Regions from separate parts of the Homo sapiens genome. Here region 1 is linked to region 2. Evidence: chromatin contacts called from ENCODE Hi-C or POLR2A ChIA-PET data. All regions are on one chromosome and are shown on one strand. The core of a region is the stretch at or near the end of the contact, and the rest is flanking DNA. Distances in the headings are between cores, read along the strand shown. Region 1 overlaps ROR1 (receptor tyrosine kinase like orphan receptor 1). Region 2 overlaps LOC105378771 (a long non-coding RNA gene).

Region 1 (3,050 bases), core at 319-2,818, 280 kb before region 2:
AAACACAAAAAGTGGTGGCCTCTGCCCTCACCAAGCCCATGGTCTTCTGGTGATAGCAAGGAGACCAAGCAGTGTCTTAATGGTGATGATGGAGGAGGTACAGGGTCTATGGCAACAGGAAGTAGAGGTGTCCAACCTAGACTTGGGAATTCGATAAAGATTTCCTGGAGGAAGTAGTGTCTGATTCAATATCTAAAGAATGAAATGGGGTGGTTCAGATAAATGAGGGAAGGAGTGGGGGAGGAAGACGCAAGGGAGAGAACATTCTAAACAGAGGTAACAGCATGCATGAAGATATAAAGGTCATAAGGTAAAATGAGTATGATATGGATAAAAGAAAGTAATGATTTATGACTAAAGTCTTAAGATTTGAGGAAAAAGAGGGCAGGTAATTAGACTGGAGAACTCAGGAGTGCCATATTAAAGAGAAAGGGCAGTGGGCAGCCAGGCAGGAGGCACTGTGCAGAGGAGTCATGTGATCAGAGTTACAAGGAGACAGATTCATCTGTCTGGAATGTGAAAGGGAGAAAGACAGGTGGCAGGGAAACCTCAAGAGAGGTAGTGGTTAGATTAAAAAGAAGGGGACTGAAATGAATGAGATCAACACGGGAGGGGGAATCCACAGAACTGGACGGTTCATCACACATGGAGGGGTGGAAAACACATGGAAGAGCGGAGATTTCTGGCTCGGACACTGGATGGACAATGGGGCCATTCATGGGGACAGGAAACACAGGAGAAGCCAGTTTGCAGGGAAGAGAAGTGGAGATGACACCAAACTCAGTTTTGAACAAGCCAACTTATACACAGTTGTTAGACTGCCAAGGGGAACTATCCAGCTGACTACCAGTGCTATGAGTCCATAGCTCAGGAGGGCACCCCAGCCTAGACTTATAGATGGCCAATCCTTCCTCAGTAAGCAGTATCTGCAAGGACAGGAGAGCCTGAAACTCTCAAGTGAGATTGCACAATGTGAGAGAAGGCCTGAGACCAAACTGGGAAGAACCAAAGAATTCAAGGAAAAGACAAAGAAAACAAGAGTTGCAACGAAGTGAAATATCTTGTCTGCATCTCCTTCCAACCCCAATGGGCATTAATCTTTATGACAGCAAGTCTTCCATCTTCTTCATTCTTTTATTCCCAGCACCTGGCACAAAAAGCAGCAACTCAGTAAATATTTTGTGAGTGAATGAGTAAACTGTCCAAGGTCACACAATCAGAAACTGGCATAACTACAGTAGTCTGGATGATTTCAGATAGGATTTCTTCTCCCACACCCCCCTGCAGGCTTAGAGAATCCAGGATTTGGAGTAAAGTGATACTGAGGGTTTGCTGCATTAATAGCATTCCAAGGAAGCTCCTATTTAATGCTCTCCATCACAAAACACTTAGTGGGAAATTAAATTCATTCATTTTATTATTTCCTGGGTCTGCACTCCCTTCTATAAACATTGAACTCTGTGTTGAACAAATTCCTGCACATTTAGACATATGCTGGCTGTGCTGCTGTGGTCATTGGCAGAAAAGTTTACAGGGTGACCTTCTCTTTCCGCCTTTAACCGTAGTGCCATGGACATGGAGCCCAGCCAGACAGTCCAACAGATGCTATAGTTAGGACCTTTCAAAGAAGGTCCTGATGCCAAGCATGAAACTAGTGGGTGTATACAATAAACTCGGGGGCAGAATAGTTTGATCCATCTCACTGTTTTCTGTCAAGGTATTTCCCACGCAGTGAAGAAACCTGCATTGACATTTTTGGTGTTTATTACCAGGATTGTCTATATTTCAGATGAGGTTTGAACTTTTAAATATAATTTTTCTCATACGAAAAATAATACTCATTGTAAAAAAAAACAGAAAGAGAAGTGTTAATAAGAGAATAAAAATATTTCATGATCCACTATCCAGTAATAACCATTATCATTTGGGGTTATTTCCTCTACTTTTTATATCTACTGTTCTAAATAGCTGAGGTGGAACAAAATATCTTTGTATATGGCTCTTTAGTATAAATATTCTTATCAAGTTTATATAATCATTCTCCTATTGCTGAGCATTTTATTTTGTATTCTGCTTGTCAGTACTGTAAATAAAATTGTTATAGTCACTTTATCCATAAATCGTTATCTACATTCCAGGCTATTTCGCTAGAACATATTCCTAAAAGTGGATGACTAGCTTCGGATACAACTATTTAACATTCTTGGATCTGACAGAAAAAATTCTTACCATCTATCTGTAAATTATAAACAGATGCAGAAGTATGCACAGGCATATGCACACAGACAACCCCACCAGTTTCCATAGGCCTTAAAGGAAACAAAATGTAAGAAGGAATTTGTGTATCTATTGTAAGAAGAACTTCCCAAACTAATTTCACTTTCCAGGATAAAAAACATGTGTAAAACTATACTTCATCCTCACATGAATGTTTATGCATAAAGTGTTCCAGCACACCACCAGTCAACAGAAACCCAAATGCCCCAAGGTGACATCAAGTTTCAGAGCCAGGAGGAACTCAGGAGATCCTAGAGTCCAAGCTCCCCCTCCAATTCTATGATTGAGGAAGCTGGGGCCCTGAGGGCAAACTCTGATTTTATCACTGACTTTAGTGATAAAGTCACACAAATAGTACATGGCAGAATTAGGACTGGGGCAGGTCACTTTAGAGCAGTTCAGTGCCAACGGAACATCTTCTAAATGCCAGGTACTGTATTCGATGCTGGAAATAGAGGTGAACCCAACAGGGTTGATGATGGTGGTAGGGATAGAGGAGGAGAACTCCTAAGATGAGTGGAGGCCAGGGGTGGTGGCATGCACCTGTAGTCCCAGCTACTCAGGAGACTGAGGCAGGAGGATCGATGGAGCCTAGGAGTTCAAAGGCCAGCCTGAGCATCATAGCGAGAATCCATTTCCAAATTTAAAAAAGTAAGAGGAGCCAGTAAAGGAAACTGTGTATTTTTTTTATGTTATAGGATAGTATCTTTAATATGTCACCCTTCACCTTGTATGCAGGAATGTTTTTTCTCAGTCTGGGTTCTCATGATGTC
Region 2 (3,477 bases), core at 562-3,061:
AATCCCCATCAATATAAGAGCTAGTCGTGTACTACACAGTGGGTTAAATTCTTTCCATGGATTATCTAGATTATCCTCACAACAACCCCATTAAGTTGGTACTGTTACTATCATTTTCACTGAACTGACAAGAAACCTGAGTCTCAGAATGGTGAACTTATTCAGATTCTCACAGAGATTAGGTCATGCATCCAGGATCAAACCCAGCCCCACTGGCTTCCCAGTGAGGATGATGACTTGCCCAGGGTCATCCCCAAGCACAGGTGGTACCCCCTGATCTGAAAGCCCATGCTTCACCCCCTGCTCTAGACAGCCTTCCATCACCCAACTGTCCATCCAAACCACCACTCACTTGGTTCTTTTTCTTGGTGGTTTTTTGTTTTTTGTTTTTGAGGCAGAGTCTCGCTGTGTCACTCAGGCTGGAGTGCAGTAGCAGGATCTCTGCTCACTGCAACCTCTGCCTCCCAGGTTCAAGCAATTCTCCTGCCTCAGCCTCCCGAGTAGCTGGGATTGACAGGCACCCACCACCATGCCTGGCTAATTTTTGTATTTTTAGTAGAGATGGGGCTTTGCCATGTTGGCGAGGCTGGTCTCGAACTTCAGACCTCAAGCGATCCACCTGCCTCGGCCTCCCAAAGTGCTGGGACTACAGGTGTAAGTCACCATGCCTGGCCCTCATATTATTTCATTAATGAATTATTCTTTACCCTTTAGATGGTATTTATTCATTTGTGTGTTGATTCATTGACTCTGTAAATATGCTTAGAACTTATGCTAAATGCCAGCTCTTTGAAAAGGTGTTTGATGAACAAGTCAACATGGTCTCTGGTCTCACAGAGTTTGCAATATGTTGGAGTGCCTTTTAAGTGGCAATCCTCATATTATTTATCTCTTTTTTTTTTTTTTTTTTTTGAGTCAGTCTCAGTCCATCACCATATTGGCCAGGCTGGTCTTGAACTCCTGACCTCAAGTGATCCACCAACCTTGGCTTCCCAAAGTGCTGGGATTACAGGTGTGAGCCACCGCGCCAGGCCCTTTACTTGTTATTAAATAGCATGTTTGTTCCTATGTTTTTCTTCTCTAGCTGGATCACAATTTCCTTCTGAACAGAAAACGTGCCTTTGAAACCTCGGTATCCCAACACATGAGTGCTTATGCAGTATTGATTAATTGGTTGATTAATAAGATGACTCAACTACAGAATTAATTTTGCATTTTTTTTTTTAGTATGGAGGTGTTTGTATAAACCAGCAGCCCAAAGGTACATTGCAGAAATGGTGATTGCAAATCCCATTTACTTTTCATACCTTATAAAGTACAGCCCAAAATAAAAATGTCATGTGCTTAAAAGAAAAAAAAAATTGAAATTCATATCTCTCTTGAAGGATTACCTTTTTTAAACACCCCTGAGTCCCTAGAATGCCACCAAGTAGTTGCTCTATAAATACTGTTAATCAATTGGTGCATAGAGACACATTATATCTTAACAGTGAGGAATATTTTTGTTAGGTTTTTGGTCCCCTAGACTTTTATTGTAGCTTAAGTCCCATTGATTTTACACTGGACCTGATTTCTTTATGTGAATTTCCTTCCTCAATAACATAAGGGCCTACTCCCTGAGAACAGATTGTAAAGTTTTGAAATAGCTTTGTACAAGGAAAAAAAAAAAAAGCAAGCAAGCAAGAAAGAAAAGATTTTACTGCCAGACTATTTTTCCAGCTCTTACATCAGAAGTCAGATGTTGCCTGTTGGTTTCCTTCGCTAAGGACCAGCTTTAATCCATCGTGTTGTCGCCTTCTACTGGTGACAAATGGAAGGTGACTTGTTCTATAAGGCTAGGGCGTGGAAGCTTTTTGCCTTTAAAATATTCAGCTGCTTTTGTAGCTAAGAACATTTTGTTTTCAACAGTAAATCTACCAGCCGGTGGCAGGCTCGATTTACTCACCTAAATAAAAATCTTTCCCCAATTCTCAGGGCCCTCCAGGACTAATTTTACAGCAACTCTTACTTTCATTGTATCATATTCATATCCTACAATTTCACTCCATCAGAGCTTCTCCTAAGGAACTCTATTTTTCATCATTGTTTCCTCTGCACCTAGCACAGGTCTGGAGACAGAGTAGTTACACAATAAATGTTCATTGAATACATGTATGTGGAAATTAATTAAAGCATGAAAGGAAGGGAGCTCCAGAGGGAGATTTTCTTTTAATTTTTTTTTTTGTTTGAGACGAGGTCTCACTATGTTGCCCAAGCTGGTCTCAAACTCCTGAGCTCAAGCAATCCATCCGCCTTGGCCTCCCAGACAAACTGCTAGGATTACAGGCATGAACCACCGCGCCTGGCTAAGAGAGGGAGATTTTCTATATGTCTCTCAGCTGGTGGCAAGCTGCAGAAAGCCACATTTGGTTTCGTCATCAAGAAGTGCTTCAAAATTTTCATCAGCAGATTCTAAAATCAGGGTAAAAACTATTTTTTCCCTTTTCCTCTTTTTCCTGTAGCTGAGCAGAATTAAATGCCTGACATTGTTTAAATCAAGGTCATTAGGCTCTCAGACTCTCAGGCTGTGCTTTTCACTTTTTTCTTTGAGGTTCTTGGTAATTGCAGGGCAGCTGAGTTTTTTTTTTTTTTTTTCTAGAAGGCAGAATCAAAGAAACTAGTCAGCATAGCTGTGATGGACATTTGCAGGTTGTACTGTCTAGCATCAATCTTCCTTTCCATTAGGGGAACACCTGTTGTGGGTAGCTTGAAGGGACAGTGCCCTGCCTCCTTCTCCTGGTCTCCTGGCAGCCACGAACCTGGCATGTAAGCCAACATCAGCCAGTTGAATACTCTTTGACTCATGAGGGGATGGTGAAACTTGAAAGGTCATTACAGTTATTTTATAGTAGCAGTTGTGGGGGTGAAGGGCACAGACCCAGGGATAAGCTTGGCTGGAGAGTCCATGCTTCCATCAGGAGGCCATGCCCCAGACATAGCACCTTCCAGGCAGTGAAAGTTGGGGCTCCAGCATCTCCAAGCGTCTTGGCCCTCTGGAGTTGTCTTGTGTAATGGTTAATATTGTAATATTGTAATGGTTAATATTGAGTGTCAACTTGATTGGATTGAAGGATGCCGAGTACTGTTCCTAGGTGTGTCTGTGACGGTGTTGCCAAAGGAGATTAACATTTGAGTCAGTGGACTGGGAAGGTCAGACCCACCTTAATCTGGGTGGCAAAATCTAATCAGCTGCCAGCGCAGCCAGAATAAAAGCAGGCAAAAGAACATGGAAAGAGTAGACTGGTTTAGTCTTCTGGCCTACATCCTTCTCCTGCACTGAATGCTTCCTGCCCTCAAACATTGGACTCCAAGTTCTTCACCTTTGGGACTCAGACTGGTGTCCTTGCTCCTCTGCCTGCAGATGGTCTATTGTGAGACCTCACCTTGTGATTGTGTGAGTCAATACTCCTTAATAAACTCTCCTTTATATATACATCT

Evidence for each region. Hi-C counts contacts between places; a loop is a spot of excess contacts on that map. ChIA-PET counts read pairs that join two places held with the same protein, here RNA polymerase II (POLR2A).
Region 1: a loop to region 2 is called in a map of chondrocyte, with 2.6 times the contacts of the local background. The contact joins two enhancer-like sites. A Hi-C loop is called at or near these places in 1 of 168 maps with a recorded cell type or tissue (chondrocyte). POLR2A ChIA-PET finds 5 or more read pairs at or near these places in 1 of 52 experiments (WTC11).

Annotation. Positions count from the first base shown.
Region 1 is chr1:63,967,274-63,970,323 of GRCh38, reverse strand. The region is part of intron 1 of ROR1 (receptor tyrosine kinase like orphan receptor 1); the gene reads right to left. Among named protein-coding and RNA genes, the nearest start is that of ROR1-AS1, 140 kb to the left of the region's middle. Within about 2 kb of position 1,568, at least 7 of the 41 ENCODE cell types and tissues checked have a DNase peak (open chromatin) inside an H3K27ac peak, as active enhancers do.
Region 2 is chr1:63,690,430-63,693,906 of GRCh38, reverse strand. The region is part of intron 1 of LOC105378771 (a long non-coding RNA gene); the gene reads right to left. Among named protein-coding and RNA genes, the nearest start is that of ROR1, 82 kb to the left of the region's middle. Within about 2 kb of position 1,811, at least 7 of the 41 ENCODE cell types and tissues checked have a DNase peak (open chromatin) inside an H3K27ac peak, as active enhancers do.